Linked DNA regions of Homo sapiens: region 1 is linked to region 2. A link is a loop called in an ENCODE intact Hi-C map of the cell type or tissue named here. Cell type or tissue: A673. All regions are shown on one strand. Each heading gives the region's core, and the rest is flanking DNA. Links, peaks and the distances in the headings are about the cores only. Region 1 has its middle 140 kb from the start of LINC02931. Region 2 holds the start of ZIC3 (Zic family zinc finger 3).

Region 1 (9,205 bases), core at 3,672-6,171, 140 kb before region 2:
ATCCCCTCTCCTAAAGGCCAGTATACCTCTTGAGTTGTTTGATGTTTTGAGAGAGGTCCCTAAGTTGAGAGACAGATATCAATTGTTTTATATACACATAACACACACTGAGTCAGAGAAGTAGAAAGAAGTAACTCAGTGGGCCAGTGCTAAAATCTTTGCGAAGGAGATACAGGCACCCGCGAACGCGCGCGGGCGCGCACACACACACAAACACACACACAAATACGCACACGCACAGCCAATCTATATGGCCTAGTGCCTTCCCTCAGGCTGTCTTTTTCTACTCTCTTTTTGCCTGGATCCACGTGTTGGGGGAGGGGACCAGAGACAAAGTTCCGCAGTGCTTTCCTCCCCCTGCAACTCAAGCGAGGAGGTCGGGACTTCTCCTCCCCTCCCCCTCCCAGGAATGGCCCTAAGCATATCTCCTCCAGCTAAATCCTCCTTCCTCACCCAAGTCTGATTGATGCTAACTAATGTCGAGTTAGTTCCTTTAAAGAAGTTATCTTGCTACCAAGTGTGAGCCAGTCCATACCGGAGGTGGAGGACGGGGGGCGGGGGCCCGGGGGCGGGGGGCGGGGAGAGGGGGACGAGGACGGAAGGTGAGGAAATGGAGCTGGGAGTGGCACCTCACACCAAACAAAAACGACGATCGTTACATTGTATTTAATTTCTAATTAATCCTCAAGAGAAATATAGCCGTTTTCCTTACCAATGGATCCCTGTTCTTACTGTGGGTATCTCGCGCGCGCGAACGGTCCCCACCTTCCCGGAGCCTCGCAGCTCTAAGGAGAGCAAGGAGTCCCCAGATAACTATTTAGTATAAACAAACCGTGTGGCTTTAATGGAATTACCTCAGCCTGCTAGTAAATAATTTATAGTAGGCAGTAAATAAAATATGGTTTTACGTCTTTAAAAGAGTTGTCAAGTGGAAAACACCCACCAGAGGGACATAAACCCCGAAGACTGCCACGCTTAAAGACGCCGGTTGGGATGACAGCCGGGTGGAAAGACATGATTTTCTACCCCGAAGGAAGACGCGGGTGCTGCCAGAGCCAGAGCGGGCAGCTCTCAAAGAAGGTTCCCGCATGGAGAAGGAGCAGAGACAGCCTGTCTTTGTCACTTAGCAGAGGGGCAACGGATTAAAACGCAAAGGGAGGAGGTGCACTCTCATAATGGTACCTTCTACTTAAAAGCCTAGACGCTCTCAAATTCGTTATCACACTTAATCCTCGCCACCAGTCTTCCAGAAAGACCAGGCCGGAGCCGTGTTTCCCATTTTGCCGATGAATAAAAATAAGGCTCAGAGGCTAAGGGACAGTGGCTGTGTATGCTTGCTGGGCACTAAATGGGACGCGGGAATCTAGGTTTTTGCAGCTCTGGCCCGCGCAGTTCTTCACCCAGTGCCCCCAGGAGTAGCTCGCCTCTGACACACACACACACACACACACACACACACACACACACACACGCAGTCCAGCCCAGCACACTTGCCCAGTTTTACAACACTCCGGCATGTCTTCTTTTTTCGGTGACCTGAGAACCCTCTAATTAAATTTTCTGCCCCCCTCTTCCACGAATCACGCCCCTGGAAGGCTCATCCCCAATTCAGAGAGGAAGAAAGATTTATGAGCCTCTCCTCAAGGTTTCCCCCAAGACAACCTTGACCATGAAACTAGAATCTTGAACACTTGACCTAAATTTCCAAGGGCATCTGTTTCCGTCTGTAATTGTCACCAGGCTTCATTTGAAATTCGATCCTGTGTCACTAATGGTATTAACAGGAGCTGAGGTCCAACCTTCCAACGGGAGACTGTTGCATATGATTTTACATCCAAACGAAAGTAAATCAGTTTCTATAAACCTGCAGCAACCCCCTCCCTGAGTACAATAAAACTGTTGTCGCAATCAATAAATCTCTGGTTTGGGGCAATGAAAATTAGATAACTGTTCTCTCTCTCTTTCTGTCTCTTCTCCCCACCCCCCCACCCCCATTAAGACAAAGCCACTATTCAAAGAACGGGGCGTCTTGTTAACCATTTCTGAAGTCCCTCGCTGTACCCGGCGCCTTTCAGACACGCACCTCTCAGTCATAGGAGAAAACCAGACGTTTAATTACGGTGACTTTTGTTCGATCATTACGGATAATAAAGACAACCTTTTCGCTAGATAACAATTATAACGCAAGCTGCTCCAACACCTGCACGGATCGCATTTGTCTCCAGCGTGTTTTTTTTTGTTTGTTTTTTGTTTTTTTTTTTTTTACTTCTCTAAACTGCCTTTGAATTTCCCCTTCTCTTCTGACCAGAAAATTTAATATGTTGCAAGAGATAGATTTCACGAAAACGCGTTGTCCCTTCTGTAGCTACATCTGCTCCGACCTATTAAGAAAAGTAAGACATTTTGATACTAATTGCAAATAAATTGTGATGTGTTCACCGAGTAATTGATTTAATGAAGTTCATATGAAACTCCTGAGATTGGCCAAGTGAAAGGCCCCCTGGTGCTTCTATTGTGGAGGGAAAGGAAGGTTGGTTTTTCGTTTTCTTTCTTTAAAAAAAAAAAAATAGAGGTGGCTTGGAGGGAGGAAGGGGATGGGGGAGGGGGTGGGCACAGATGTTACCTCCACAGAGGCAGCTCCGTGGCGGGAACGAGCAGCCAGATAGTCCCTCCCTCCCGTCGGCGTCGGCCGCTAGCCGCCAGCCCGGCTAAACGAGGCGCAGGCTGCCGCTCCCAGCCTCGGGCCCCGGCAGTCGGTTGAGCGCAATTCAGGGGCAAACGTGGGCCAAGGAGAGGGTCAGTGCGCGGGCCGCCCGCGTCCTCCGAGTTGCCAAAGTTGCACAGGGCGCTGCCTCCGGATCCTGTTCCCTCGCTTCCTGAAGTGCTCGACGATGGCCTCTAAACCTCTTTATCCGGCTAGAGGCCCAGAGGCTAGGAGGGGCCCCCAGGCGGCTCTCCCCTGAGTCCCGGCGCCCAGGTCCCAGTTGAGGCCAGGGGAGAGGGCTGCGGTAGCTAGCACTACGCCACTCCGCGTGCGGGCCAGGGTCTCCAAGGTTCGGGTCCCGAGCTCACCCCACAAGCAAGAATATACGGACAATAAAGCCGCCTTCGGCCTCACGGGGGTTTTCCTTTTCAACCTTTCTGGCCAGCCACGTCGGCGAGTTAAAGGGCCGGGCGTGCATGAAGGGTACAGAGAGGGAATAAGACTTTTCTGAACACCTACTGTGTGCCAGACCCAGTGCTTCACAACAGTTCCCTTTCTCCAAGCAACGGTGGGAGGTATTATTGCTCCCTCTTAACAGATGTGGAAACTGAGATCGGACCCTTGACAGCAACGTGCCAACAATGCCCTGGCTACCCTGGGCCATCAACAAGCACGGCTCGTCGGAAAGGAGAAGGCAGATTCCCGCAAAACTGTCCCCAGTTTGCCCCAAAGCCCTCCAAATATTCCCCCCGGAGCATAGGGATACAAGGCAGAAACTGCCGCCGGGCCCCGCCCATATCTCCTAGTTGGCGGAGCACAGTCTCCTGCTCGAGTTTGAAATTTTTGTTTCGTTTTGTTTTAAAGAAAGAAGACCTCTTTTGAATAATCAGAGCCCTAGCTGAGCTAGCGAGTGGCTCCAAGCTCCTCGGAGTTGCCCTGCAGATGAACTTTCCCTGAGTTCTTCCTCCCGGGTCGCGGGTCCCCCTAATCTGGGTCCCAAAGTGCCCGCAGGAGACAGCGGTGCAAGGGTGGTCATGCTGACTCGGGTGTCGGGCGCCGCCAGAACCCACAAGCCAGAGTGCGTGGGAGACGGGGGCCGGAGGGATGCCCCCTCCACCCTCTCAGCCCACTTCTGGGAGGCCGCACCCGCTCTGCGCCTTGAAGAGACCGCCCGCAGCGCGAAGGCGGGTCCTCACCCGAGGATGTGGCGAAACGCTTAACACCCAGGCAAATGCAAATGGTCAACGCTGGGGTCTGACCGAGGCCAAATTATCTCCCCAAGAGGCAAAAGCAGGCGCGAATGAAGGCGAAGAGACCAGCCCCTCGCTTTCCGTTTCGACATTTGCAACTGTACAGCGCTCCACCCCCAGCCCGGGGGGAGGGGGGCTGGGAAGCCAGCAGGGCCTGCCTGGGCCGGGCCGCCAGAATGCCACCTTGTTCTGGGTGGAAACTGGACACTAAGTGCCCAGCCTGCTTCTTCCAGGGAGCTCCGACACCACGCTCTATCAGAACGTGTCCGGCGCTGGCCCACCCTTGCCGCTGCTCATGGCCCGCCGTATTCGTTGTTCGGCCCGAAGAACTTCCCCTTTTGCTTTGATGCGGGCTTTTCCTATGTTTTTCGGGACCCAGAACGAGGAAGGGCTAGGCCATCTCGCCCTAGCACGGGGGAACCCAGCTAGATGTCCTTGACCCCAGGGTTAGCGTTTCTGGGACCCAAGAGAGGTCTCATGGATGTCTGGGCCCCTTCCCTCACCTCTGGGTCCTGGAGTAGGTGAACTGGAAGCAACTCTCTCCCGCTCCATGTGACAAGTACACTTTCTTGGGTCGCAAGTCCGAGCCCTCCCCTCCTGTTCATCACAAACGGCGGCCGCAAGGGCCCGGGGCGTCGAGGAAGGGGTGGGCTACAGCGCCGCGGGCTAGGGAGGCCACGGGGCATGGGCCACAAGGATCTTCGGGATTGTTGAGGGAGGCGCCCGTTGGGAGAGAAAAGTTAGAATCTGAGCTTGGCCAGCCGGGATTGTTTCGGGATGACCTTTTCTTCCCAATAAGTGGGCACCAGCTGCTGATAAAGGCGGGAGAGGGACACTCAGCCTTTGTGAACACTTTCCACATTCCTGGGGCCAGGAGATTGACAGGGGCCTTAGAGGGTATGGAGCTCGCGGCATCCCGCTTAGTTTGAAGTTGCAGCCTTCGCACCCCAAGACTTCCCCCTTCCCCAGGGATCAGCTGCAACCCCAATCCAGGCGGCCCGCTCCCCCTGCCGCAGCGCCCCCTACGGTCTGGAGGTGGGCCCTGAAAGGTTCCGACGGGCGCGGGGAGCCCAGGGGTGGGGGCCGGGGAGGCCGAGGGAAGCTGGTGTGCTCCGGTCCCCGTCTGAGAAGCGGTCACCCGCTGGGGCTTGGCTTCTGAAAGTGCGATTTAGGTAGCTGGGAGTGGAGATTTACGATCCTGGAGGACAGAGCGTGAAAGGGTTATCATCATCAGTTTTGACTGAAAGAAAGAAAACATATCTTTAACAAAAAGAAGGGCTCTTGCCATTCACCCGCGTTGTTAGGACAACGTGAACTATCCTTGAAATGATTAGTTCCACTTCAAAGGAATTTACATTCAACAGTGAAAACTCAGCCTCTTTTTATTTATTCGAAAAGACTTTTCACTACGGAGAAAAGTCTTTCCTGCTATTTATTTTTCCGCGTTCACGGTGCACTTGTATTAAATCAACAGAGACCGCGCAACGCACTCAGTATGCGGACCAGTCCAGGGTTCCGGGGACGCAGGGGTACAGGTAGAGCGGGGGAGGGGGTTGTTGGGGTTGGGGTTTGCACCACGCAGGCACCTGCCTGGCCCAGGGGATGGGGTGGGAAGCAGTGGATCAGGTCTGGGGCCGTGGGGGGAATGCAACCGAAGAAACCTCACCCAAGCCCAGCCCAAGTGCAGTAATCAGAGATTTTGAATGCTCGCGATTCTCATAGAGCCTGGCACTCTCTACGTCATTTGTGGAGAAAGTGGACCTGAAGTTCCCCAGCGACACCTTAGGAACATCTGTTAAAAACTGATCAGGTTGGCGTAACTTCGCTGGGCAAAATTAAAGCCTATCTCCACAAATTGAGAAGACAAATCCCACCTCTTAGTAGCTTGGGACGTTTGCTCACACACACTCTCTCAGGGCCCACACCTCCGCGCCCCACCCCCCACCCTCAGGTCGCCAATTGTCGCCAAATCCAGGAAACCTCTACCCAAAGGAACAACAGCACTAAGTTTACGAGCGGCGCGTCCTCCCGGGGCGGGGGAGGGGGCGGGGGAGGGGGTGGGGAGTTGGGGAATGCTACCCCTCTAACTGTCCCCGGAGTGCCTTGAGCTGTGGCTGGAATACTTCCCACCTCCTCCGGAAACGAGCAGCAGCAACCAACTCTCAGCTTCACCTCACACACCCACCCGCCCAACCCCATTCCCACCTCCCGCAGCAAAATCTTTTCTTCAACCCAGGGCTAAGTTTTTCTCACCAAGGACAATGATGTTAAGCTTTCCCTTGATGGTCTTTTCCAGCTTCTAATTAAATAGGAAAAAAAAATCTGGGTTGGACATTGGATTCAAGTTTTTCTACCATTCCTTAACATATCTGGATTTGTACCTGGCAACTGGCCCCATATCTTGAAATATTGTCAACATGAATCGTAACAGTTGTCCTTTCTAACACAGTTTTTGGACGGCTCCTCAGTAGGTTCAGAAGCAGTGACCACAGGCTGCTTGGCTGGGAGTTAAAGGTGGCCGCTGTTTGCCACCTGGTAACAAAGGTGTAAGTTGGAGCAGTGACTGGGGCAAGCCCTTATTCTCCTGTGTTTCAGGTTGAATAAGAACTCAGGTTTTGTTCACCATTCTGGAGCTACTCTCATGTTCCTTCTTCCTCCTGGATCTTCCTGGGCTTATTTCACCTTCTTGGTCTGAAGGTTTCCTTTGTTTCTTCTCTTGCTCAAACCTAATCCTGAGGCATCCCCTGCTCCCTCTCTATCTCTATCCCCTGCTCCCTCCCTATCATCTCCTGTTCCCTCTCTATCTCCCTCCCTATCTCTCTAAATCTCTCTGGGACATTTCCTGTCCTTCATGAGGAATCAAACTACAGTTACACTTGAGTCAGAATCCCAAGCAGGAATGTGGATTTGCCAACTCTCCCAGGTGGTTGAAGAGAATGTGCAGAGAATCATGAGATTCCAACCCCCATCCAGCCCCATTCCCAACTAGATCTATGCCTTAATTCTAACACTGAGCTCCTAGAGACTTTCAAATGGGTTGATGTTTGTTCCTTAGTGGTATCTACTTTTCTCTGCAGGTGGCAAACAAATTCCAGTGTCAGCACCAAGGTCTGTCTTTGTGGGGTTGTATGTAGCTTTAGAGGTGCCTCTCTTGATCTCAGGCAGTGAAGAAAGAAAAAAAAGAAAAAGAAGAAAGAAAAGAGAGAAAGGGGAAAGAAAAAGAAAGAAAGAAATAGAAAGACAGGAAGGAGGGAGGGAAGGAAGAAAGAAAGGAAGGAAGGGAGAAAGAAAGAAAGGAAAGAGAGAAACAAAGGAGGGAGGGAGGGAAGGAAGGAAGAACAAAGGAAGGAAGGAAGAGAAAGACAGCAAGAAAGAAGGAAGGAAGGAAAAGAAAGAAAGGAAGAGAAAAAGAGTGAGAAGGAAGGAAGGAAGGAAAGAAAGAAAGAAAGAGAAGAAGAAAGAAAGCAAGGAAGGAGGAAAGGAATAAAAAAAGGAAGGGAGGGAGAAAGCGAAAGAAAGGAAAGAAAGAGAGAGACGAGAGAAAGAAAGAAAGAAGGGAGGGAGGGAGAGAAGGAAGGAAAAGAAAGAAAGAAAGAGGAGGGAAGGAGGGAGGGAGGGAAGGAAGAGAAAGAAAGAAAGGAAAGAAAGAGAAAAAAGAAAGAGAAAGAAGAAAGAAAAAGAAAGAAAAAAGAGAAATAAAGAAAGGAAGGAAGGAAGGAAAGAAATAAGAGAAAGAAAGAAAGAGAGAGAGAATATGAGAAAGGGAGTGGGAAAGGAGAGGCCCTGATAGAAAGCAATGCTGGGAGAGTGCAGCCAGGCCTCCAGCTGAAAAGGCTTGAGAATGAGAGGCTTGCAGCTCCCAAGGCAGCTCTGGTGGGGGGAGGGTAGGAAGAGGCATGTGAGAAAAGTGACACATCCTAAAGCACACCCCAGGAGAGCTAGGGATCTAGGAAGCACTCAAAATGTATTTCCAATTACTTTTCATGCTCTCAGAAAAGGGGCTCCTTTTAAGTTCTATTTTAAAAGCTTGTTATTGTACTGAGTTATAGTCCACATTTTAAAGCACTGTTTATATGTTTTAACTTTTTATGTAGAGTGGGAGGATGGTAAATGTTAGAAATGTAGTTTTCTGAAAAAATATGTAGAAAATCAGAACTTGGAAACTTCTTTAATAATAGCTTCTTTCCTCATTATAAGGACTAATACAAAGTATCAAAGACATTGATTTGCCATAACATTTTAAGAGTCTTTATAAGAGATAAATAAATTCTTGTTCTTGCCTTGGTTCCATGTAAGGTATCTCTCAGGTAGCTGAGGCTCTAAATGTGCAAGTATGAGTTGTTTGGACATGACTGCAGAGCAGACATCCAGTCAGCAGAGGGCACACTCGTCACTCTCAAACCCTATTTCCAGATTTGGAGGTGACAATGGTAGGTACAGGCAAGAATGGTGGGCATAATCACATTGGAATAGGGCTCAAGTGGAGATCTAGAAAATGAGAATAGTCATTTTCTCTTGAAAGTAAACACAAAGACAGCTCACACACACTCTCAAGAGAGGACATATTGATATGTTTGACAACCATGGAGTCCCCCCAAAATAAAAGTGTCTCAGGACTGGAAAAAAGGGCCTTTAAAAATCTTGGTTTGGCTGACTGGCAAGATGGCCGAATAGGAGCAGCTCCGGTCTGCAGCTCCCAGGGAGATCAACACAGAAGGCAGGCGATTTCTGCATTTCCAACTAAGGTACCCAGCGCATCTTATTGGGACTGGTTAGACAGTGGGTGCAACCCATGGAGGGTGAGCCAAGACAGGATGGGGCATCACCTCACCCCGGAAGTGCAAAGGGTCTAGGAACTCCCTCCCCATAGTCAAGGGAAGCCATGAGGGACAGTGCCATGAGGAAGGGTGCATTCCGGTCCAGATACTATGCTTTTCCCACGGTCTTCAACATGCAGACCAGGAGATTCCCTTGGGTGCCTACACCACCAGTGCCCTGGGTTTCAAGCACAAAACTGGGCAGCCATTTGGGCACTGAACTAGCTGCAGGAGTTTTTTTTCATACCTCAGTGGTGCCTGGAGCACCAGCGAGACAGAACCATTTACTCCCCTGGAAAGGGGGCTGAAACCAGGGAGCCAAGTGGTCTAGCTCAGCAGATCCCACCCCCAGAGAGCCCAGCAAGCTAAGATCCACTGGCTTGAAATTCTCGCTGCCAGCACAGTAGTCTGAAGTGGACCTGGGACACTCAAGC
Region 2 (9,205 bases), core at 6,607-9,106:
GAGGCCTGCAGTGCGTGGGATCTTAAGGTCCCTAGCACGCTAGTACTCAATGTGTGCAGTACTCAATGTCTGCTGTGCTACTCATGGTGAGTAGCACAAGGGGCTTTCCTTCAGGGGCTAGGACAGGAGCAGGCACAATTAGTCACTGTTTGGGAACAGCGCCCCGCTGCCAGTCCTGTGGTAACAATCTAGCCAGGGTAGCTCCTGGGCCTCTTGATGAGAAAGGACAGGCCCGCTGAGCCAGAACAGAAATTTCACCAGGGGCTTTTCTTGGGCCTTCAGGGCCACCCTGTCCCCAAGTTGACTTTCCCACAAATGGAGCTTTTGGAAAACACTTTGGCAAGTGGCACAAAGTCAGGCTACACTTTGGTGAGAGCTCCATTGGGTGTGACAATTTAGCCTGGCTAGACCATACTCCTGAAAGTAGGAGTGCCATATAAGATACATAATGTCCTATAAAATCTGAATTGCCAATAAAGAATATTTTAGTATAAGTATCTCCCAGGCAATAACTGGGACATACTTAAACTAAGAAAAAATCGTTTATTTGAAATTCAAATGTAACTGAGCGTCCTGAGTTTTTGATGTGCTAAATTTGGCAACATTACTTGTGTGAGTGGCTATTTGGGTCTGAAAGAATTGTTTGCCAGTCTGGACCAGGTTCAAAAGGTGAAGTGTAATCTACCAAAGCTGAGTCTGAGGGGCAAGGGTTGAGGATTATGCAGCCTTATAGAGAAATTCCTGATAGGGCCGGAGTGGAAGGAAAGATGAAGGAGAGGGGAGACATACCTAAGGGGATGAGCTAAGGTAGTAGTTAGTAAGCTGGGTTGTTGGGAGCACCCTGGAATCTTTTTTTATTTTAGAGGGAGTCTTGCTCTGTCGCCCAGGCTGGAGTGTAGTGGCGCCATCTCAGCTCACTGCAACCTCCGCCTCCTGGGTTCAAGTGATTCTCCTGCCTCAGCCTCCTGATAGCTGGGATTACAGGTGCCTGCCACCACACCCAGCTAATTTTTGTATTTTGGTAGAGATGCGGTTTCACCATGTTGGCCAGGCTGGTCTTGAACTCCTGACCTCAAGTGATCCACTCACCTAGGCCTCCCAATGTGCTGGGATTACAGGCGTGAGCCACCATGCCTGGCCCACCCTGGAATCTTTATAATAACATATCTTTATAGTTTAAAGGGGAAGAGTGCAGAGAAGGAGCATAAATGTTTTGCCCAAGTCTACCAGCTGATGGCATTTGTCCTGGGAAGAAAGGGAGGGTAGCGTTTCTGGGCAAGAAGAGGAGCTGGGTGAACGCTAGGCCCTCACTGAGGAGGGGCAGTTGAGTTGGGAGGGAGTCCATCTCTCTGTCCCTCCAACCCCCTCAGGCCTAGGGAATTGGGGTCACTTCCCTCAGGCTTCCTGGCCTCACATGCCTGGCTTGGTTTGGAGCTGTCGTTGCCCCTGAGGGCTCAGTCACGCAGAAAGGGTCAATAAACTGTGTATCTCTAGCCAAAGAAGAAAGACAATAAAACCACCCTCAGGGTCAGAGGTCACCTAGTCACTGATTGAGATATTCACAACTCTTTTTCCTCTCTTCTCATCCCTTCTTTCTCCTGAGACTCCTCCTCCCTTGACTACTTTTTCCCTTTCTCCAAAGCCAAAAGTATCCCCAAAAATAACTGAGATGTGGGGCTGGGGGAAAAAAAATCAAGCCATATGCAAAATGAAGCTGGAAATCTAGGAGGGTGATGGTGGATAAAATCTACTGGTCAAGAATACCTAGCCTCTGCTGACACTACAGTCCAACCCCTAGTCCAGGGGTCGGCAAACTTTTTCTGTAAAGGGCCAGATATAAAATATTATTTTAGGGTTTTCAAACCACATTCAGTATCTGTAGCATAAATTCCCCCCCTTTTTTGTCCTTCTTTTTCTACTTCTGCTCTCTAACCCTTTAAAGATGTTTTAAAAATAAAATAAAATAAAACCATTCTTGGCTCCTGGGGCCATACAAATACAACAGGCTATGGGCCAGATTTGGCCTCCAGTTTGCAGACCATAGTCTGCCATTCACGTCCAAACCAGCAGTTAGTCTAATTCACTCCCACTCTATCTTGTTGGTGGGGAAAGAAAAAAGGGAGGAAAGGGAGGCCCTATGCTTTGTTTTAATGTCAAAGCCCTTTCCTCCCACCCCCTCACTAGGAAATAACTAGATGAATAACCACAAACCAAGTGCAAATTGCAACAGGCAATTTGATTTTACAAAATGCAATTCCTAAACTACACAAAGTTCCTTGGGAGTGGAGACAGCATTTTTCCTAGGGATCAGGAATTCTCCCTCTCAGCTTGGGCAAAAGAAAGGCGGCCTCTGCCCCTCAGCGAGGAAGGGAGAAAGAAGATGAAATGGTGGAATAGGCCTGGACTAAGGAAATGTAACTTGGGGACAAAGGGTTGGTGGGGGCTCCAGATCTAGGCACTAAGGATGAGAGTTGCTGCCAGAAGCCATAATGTGGCCCAGAGATATCTTTCCCATCACGTTGGGAGGATTCTTTCTCAAAGCAAAGAAATGAATGAACAAATATCTCAGAATAGTCTAAGGCTTCTCTCCACTTGCCTTGAAGCTAATTTACATTTTAGAACTAGTACAGCATTTAGCAGCTACAAGGAACTTGGGGTCCTGGGTAAATGTGTGCTCCAAAATGTCAGGCAAACTTGGCTCTCCAAATTGATTCTCCTTCCCCCATCTCTTCAGGTGTCTGGGGAAGGACCTGTAAACATAAATCAAATGTGTCACTGTGTATCTCAGCCTCTGCCTGCATCCCCCTCTTCTCTTGCCTGGGCACTCCCCACCTACAAGGTGTTCTGATCTAGAAGGAAGGAAGAAGTCCTCTTTCAATGTGTCTTGCTCTCCTGGCACCTGGAGCCACTGCTAGTGCAGCTGGGGGCTAACACCTAGTCACCCCCAGAGCGGTAAAGGTATTCCATGGCAGCAGAACCTAGCAGGCCACAGCTCGTCATAAGCCTTTCACTCAGATTTGCCTGAGGACCACTGCCTACCACTTGGGTGGGGTGGTTCACTGCATTTTCTATATTTCAGGGACTCCCTTTATAATTCCAAACTGGATTCTGATAGTTCTAGTTCAAGTCCCTGCCTGCCTCCTTCAAGTTCAGCCCTATTTACTTCAGCCTATGTCTCTGAAGTTCAAGTATATATATCTGTCTGCACAGCCCTGATTGACAAGTACAATGAAAATGTCTCATTCCTGTCTGGTTTGCATTTCATTACATTGGGTAACAATATGCCTTGTATTTCAGAGGACAAAGGCAAAAAAAAAAGGGGGGGGGTTAATTAACAATATCTGTTTATTCTCGATTGAATTTTAAAGGTATTTAGGGCTTATAAAATATGTGTCAAATGATAGGACCATAGTGAAAATTCTGATGTGGCCAATAAAATCTGGAGCTGTGTGATTTTACGCTCACCAACCTGCAGACACACTTGGTTGGCAAGTGTGTCAGCATGTCCTGGAGATCGATAGTTCAGCTTGGCCCCTGATGCCAATTAAGTGCTTTATCTTAGCATAAAAATAAAGAGAAGTTAAAAATGCATTCTTTTCCCAGCTTTCTTCCCCCTTCATTTTTTATTGCCACTTGCAGTTTTTCTTTTAAAAAGATCTGGGACTCTGAAGAGAGGGTGGGGATTTATGTAAAGAAAGTGTCATTTACCAGGAAAAAAGGCGAATAATGGTGAGTTTCAAGGACATGTTGCAATGAGAAACACTTTGTGCTCCACTAGGGAGAGACAGGGGCACCAAATTCAGCGTCCTGGAATAATTCCCTTCCTGGATTCAAAGATTCATTTATTGAAATAAATCAGGAAGCCTTGGCAGAACGGAAATCCGCTTGCTGGGTTTAAAGGGCCTTTAAAATGTTGCGAGTGTTAGATTGCAAGTCTTTTCTAAATACAAAACAGAAGAAAAGACCGCAGCGTTTCCCTTGAACTTAAAGAAAATTACTAGGTCACCGAATCAGGATAATTTCATGTCCACCACATAAAATGTGTTTAGAAAGAAATGCTGCATGATAACACAATGTGCTGTGTATGTTCTGTTTTTCGGAGGTTCGACGGAAGAGAAAAGTGCTGTGGAGTTGGGCTCTGGGTTGTAGGAAGAACCCGGTCCTACCCTACTGCCCCTCAGGACGTTCTGTTTCCCTACTGCTTCTTCAAGATGGATTCTAAAAATCGGGCTCAAAAGCTTTGCTGGTTTAGAAGTGATCAGTTTTTCTGATTTTATTTACTGCTTTAGATTTGGGCATAAAAATAAATCTTTTTCCTATTTACCGTTTGAACTCAGTGTGAGGGAAAGGATCCCATTATATTTCCTATCCATACAAACATGTGGATATTTAGACCCGACCACATACAACTTGGGGACACATAAAAGAGATTTATTGGTTAATTTACGTTGCCTACTACACATGTAAACCCTAGTAAGCCAAAGCTGCTGAGGGAGCCTCAGCTATAGAACCACGACCCCTGGGTTCGAGTTGTCCTCCCTGACTAGAGCTGTGACTCCTGTCTCCACCTGAAAAACGAAAACACGAGAGTTGTCTCCATCCCCTCACCTCTGCCTGTGTGTAGGAAAAACTTTTCTCCTCTTAGCTTTCCCTCTTCTGCCACCACTCTGTTCTCAGACTCAGCTCCCCAAAGCGCCCTGTTCCCCGAAGTTGTTCCCAGAGTCTCCTCTTGAAAATCAAGTTTGGGGAGGAGAGAAGCTCTAAGTCATAAGAAAAACTTCGCGATTTTTCCCCCCCAACAGCAGTGATTTGCTTTGTTGGGGGTGGGGACTTTGTTTTCATGTGCAGTAACTAGCTTTATCTGGAGGGATTTTGCTTTCTACCCTCTTTTAAGGGTCAGGGGTCCCCCTCCCCAAATAAGGAAACTCCCACTCAAACCAACTGAAACCGACTTAGAAATGGCCTGCCTCTGACCTGCTGTTCACAAAGCCCCCAGCCTCGTCCTTTTGCGCGCATCTGGGACCCCTGCGTCCCACAGAACAACGACACCCCCTCAGAACCGCACTCTCAGGATGGGCCCGGCTGTCCCGTGAAGGGCTCCATTGCCCGGGATTTTGGCCTGGCTGAATCGCCTCAGGTCTGCCCCCTTAACAAGCATCCACCCCCCCGGCCCCCACCTCCCCACTTCTCGGTTGATGATCTAATTGAATTATGCCTTTTTGTTCCAGGGACTACAGAGCACGTGCTGGAGGCAATTAATTATCGGAATGTGGCCGTATCAAAACGGACACTGGGCACCGGGTAGGTCAGCGGCGGCAACTTCCCCCTGCCTTGAGCTCAAGACCCCTTCCCAAATAGGGGCATGATGAGCTCCCTCGGCTGCCCCCCTTCTGAGCCCTTCACCCAGTTGCAATCGCGCAAGGCCCTCGATTCTCGGGGTACCTGGCGGGACTCCCCGGAAACTCTCGCATCAGCGCTGGCCCGGCCAGAGCTCGACAGCCGCCCCTTCCCGGTCCCCTAGTCTCGAGAACCGCTGTCCGCGGGACCAGCTCAGTGAGGAAATCCAAACTTTTTCAAACCAACTACTTAGCCAAGGGCGGTTGGGGTTGGTGGGAGGTGAAGAGAGGTAGAGGGAAGAGAGGAAATAAAGGAGAAAGTGAAAAGAAAGGTGGGGCGGGGGGGGGGGGGGGAAGAAAGGCAATCCTCCTTTTTTGTAAACCTGACTCCAGGGGATTCATTTGCATGATTTAAGCATATTTGTTCTCTGAACACACCAGCGCCCCCCTACCCCCCCAAAGAAACCCTCTGCTGAGAGGCACTGAAACCATTCTTGGAGAGCCTATGTTCGGCAGACGCAATAATTTAAGTCAGCAGTGAACTCACCTTCCAACCTGGGGAGAGAGCTCTGGATGTGGAGAGAGAATTGGGGCGAGTTTGATGGGAGGGGGTGAATACGGTAAGATGTGCTACCGGTAGGGTGTTCTCCCAGCAAACTGGCTAAGAAAGAAGGTGAAGTGTTGGCTGGGCCAGGCAGACTGGGGAGCAGGAAGTGAAAGGCTGCAGTTATAAAGCGCTGCTTAAGGCGGTCTCTCCTGGCGCCTCTGAACTTGATCAGATGTTCTATTTCCTACAGAGAGATGGCGGCCAGGCTGTGAGGCTGCCTCAAGGCGCAGACTTTGGGGCTTGGCCCAGCTAGGGATGTGACAATCACAGCCATCTTTCTCTCTGCCTTTTCTTTCCACTCTCTTCTGCATTCTTTGCAAATGCCTTGCAGGACACAAAAATGAGTGAATTTATAGCCTTGTCTGAACCTGGTCATTATGTCAGAAAGACCTTGCAACAGACAGAAGGCGAGAGGACTTTCACACACACCCCTGGAAGTAAATCCTTAAGGGGTAAGCAGTCCCTGAGGTCACTACATGCTTTACCTTCTCCGGGTAGGAGTAGAAGAGAGTAAAGCCTTGGCTGTTCAGAGGAAAGAAAATTCCATGTCACAGTCCCCATTCAGCATCAGCAACCCCCAACACGACTTTTGCATTTGAAAATGTTGAGAATTCAAAGCTGATTAGCCTAGTGATTTGGAAACCACCCTGATACTGTGTGTGTCTAGTGTGTTTATTATGTGTTTAGTGTGTTGTGTGCATGTTTTGCGTACACTGGCTAAAAGTGTTCTTTGCATGTTTTGTATTTGTGGGTATGCTCGCTGTTATGTGTATTTGCTCTGTTGTGTTTAGTTGTGTTTCTGTGTTTGCTGTGTTGTGCGTAGTTTATGTTACTGTGTTGTATGTGCTTACTTTGTTGTGTTGTGTGCGTATTTCATATGTCGTGTTTGTTTCCTGTGGTGCGCTTGTGTTTACTGTGTTGTGTGCTTGTTTCCTACTGTGTGCTTGGGTTTACTGCGTTGTATATGTTTGCTGTGTCGTGCCCGGTGTGTAATTCGGGAAGTGGGCAGCGGCGAGTACGGCCGCTGCTCACAAACTAAAGGGTCAACGCTTGGCGCAGACGGAAGTAACGGAGATCAGCTCTAATTGTAATCGTTTCTTCTCCTTTGGGTCTCGGACAGCTGCCGACAGGTTGGGGGCACAAACGGCGAACTATCCCGGCCTGGGTCCCGGCCTCGAGGCCATCAGAACTCGCAGTGATTGGAGGTGGACGCAGCGGCTGGACCGGGAGCGCGAAACTGCTGCGCTCTCCCCAGGATCTGCGCCCTGCAGCTACAGAGGGGACATGTTCTCAAGGTGGTGAGGCAGCGGGGGCCCAAGCAGGACTGGACGTTGAGCGCCGCGTCTCCTCCATCGGCGCAGCAGTGGGACCGATCCTCGCGGGGCAAAGAGCCCGCGAGGGGTGGGGGAAAGCCCGCGAGAGTCCCGGCGGCGTCCCGCCGTTTGCCGGCTGGAGCCTGGCCCCAGTTCCCCGCAGCCACTCAAGCCCGGTGGAGCCCACTCGCGGCCGCCCGGCAGCCGCCGCCTCACCTGCCAGGCACCCGGCGGCTGCCCAATCAGCGGGGGTCGCTCGGCCGCGGCTGCCATGTTCTCCGCTCCGCGCTGCCAATCAGCCTCGCGGCGGCCAATGGGCAGTCCGGCCGGAGGTCAGGTGACCGCGGGCCAGCTGGCTCCCCATTGGCGCGCGCCTCGCGGCCTCCCGCTCGGTTTATGTGCGAGGAGTGAGTGATTGACTTTATCAGTCCAAGGACATTACTCTGGAGGCGAAGAGGCTGGGACTCGCGCGGCGAGCGGCAAGCGGCGAGTAACGAGCCTGCCTACTGCCCGCTGCCCGCCTGCCCGGCCGCTAGCCGGCTCCGCCACTTGGCGCAGCCCAGCCCGGAGGCCGGTACCCAGGGAGCCTCCTGGCCCCGCGGTTCTGTGCACTCGGGGAGAGGAGGGGTGCCCGGGACAGGATTGGCAAACTCCGCCCTCCACTTACTATTTTGCTTATTTTTCTTTGTGCGCGCCTGTTAGTTTGTTAAACCAGATCTAGTCCGAGTCTTTTCTCCTCCCTTCTCCTCCCTCCTCCTCCCCCCGCCAACACCCCCTCCCTGCTCTTTCTTCCCCTCCTCCCTCCTATCCCTCTGCAGGAGACTCTTGCAGTGACGGAAAGTTGCAGCCCCTGGTAGCGCCTTGGGGGTCTCCCCGCAGTGTCCAACCGCCGCCACCCCTTTCCGACTACGGCACTTCGGAGATCTCCTCCTTCGCCGGTACCCTCTCTCACTTCGGCCGGATCGCCTGTGCCCAGAACGTCCCACCCATGACGATGCTCCTGGACGGAGGCCCGCAGTTCCCTGGGCTGGGAGTGGGCAGCTTCGGCGCGCCGCGCCACCACGAGATGCCCAACCGTGAGCCGGCAGGCATGGGGCTGAATCCCTTCGGGGACTCAACCCACGCCGCCGCCGCCGCCGCCGCCGCCGCTGCCTTCAAGCTGAGCCCTGCCGCGGCGCACGATCTATCTTCAGGCCAGAGCTCGGCTTTCACGCCGCAGGGTTCGGGCTACGCCAACGCCCTGGGCCACCATCACCACCACCATCACCATCATCACCACACCAGCCAGGTGCCCAGCTACGGTGGCGCTGCCTCTGCCGCCTTCAACTCAACGCGCGAGTTTCTGTTCCGCCAGCGCAGCTCCGGGCTCAGTGAGGCGGCCTCGGGTGGCGGGCAGCACGGGCTCTTCGCCGGCTCGGCGAGCAGCCTGCATGCTCCAGCTGGCATCCCCGAGCCCCCTAGCTACTTGCTGTTTCCCGGGCTGCATGAGCAGGGCGCTGGGCACCCGTCGCCCACAGGGCACGTGGACAACAACCAGGTCCACCTGGGGCTGCGTGGGGAGCTGTTCGGCCGTGCTGACCCATACCGCCCAGTGGCCAGCCCGCGCACGGACCCCTACGCGGCCGGCGCTCAGTTTCCTAACTACAGCCCCATGAACATGAACATGGGAGTGAACGTGGCGGCCCACCACGGGCCCGGCGCCTTCTTCCGTTATATGCGGCAGCCTATCAAGCAGGAGCTGTCGTGCAAGTGGATCGACGAGGCTCAGCTGAGCCGGCCCAAGAAGAGCTGCGACCGGACCTTCAGCACCATGCATGAGCTGGTGACACATGTCACCATGGAGCATGTGGGGGGCCCGGAGCAGAACAACCACGTCTGCTACTGGGAGGAGTGCCCCCGGGAGGGCAAGTCTTTCAAGGCGAAGTACAAACTGGTCAACCACATCCGAG

What was found. Hi-C counts contacts between places; a loop is a spot of excess contacts. Peaks named below come from ENCODE experiments on the same cell type or tissue, not always from the same donor. Only the 100,000 strongest peaks of a DNase experiment are listed, where the experiment ranks them.
Region 1: a loop joins it to region 2, with 5 times the contacts of the local background. A loop is called at or near these places in 3 of 110 quality-filtered maps.

Annotation. Positions count from the first base shown.
Region 1 is chrX:137,424,478-137,433,682 of GRCh38, forward strand. No RefSeq gene overlaps it. Among named protein-coding and RNA genes, the nearest start is that of LINC02931, 140 kb to the right of the region's middle. RefSeq lists enhancers at 2,416-3,343, 3,344-4,270. In A673, for the core only: a CTCF peak has its summit at 4,981 (motif pointing left); no DNase peak of the experiment used is centred there; H3K4me3 peaks cover 309 bases; H3K27me3 peaks cover 314 bases.
Region 2 is chrX:137,558,448-137,567,652 of GRCh38, forward strand. ZIC3 (Zic family zinc finger 3) reads left to right here and starts at 7,680. Exons shown (of 3, transcript NM_003413.4): 1 at 7,680-9,205. The coding sequence starts at 8,245. LINC02931 (long intergenic non-protein coding RNA 2931) reads right to left here and starts at 6,037. Exons shown (of 3, transcript NR_186571.1): 1 at 5,884-6,037; 2 at 2,597-2,750. RefSeq lists an enhancer at 8,081-8,666. In A673, for the core only: no CTCF peak of the experiment used is centred there; DNase peaks (open chromatin) are centred at 7,604 and 8,004; H3K4me3 peaks cover 2,227 bases; H3K27ac peaks cover 2,151 bases.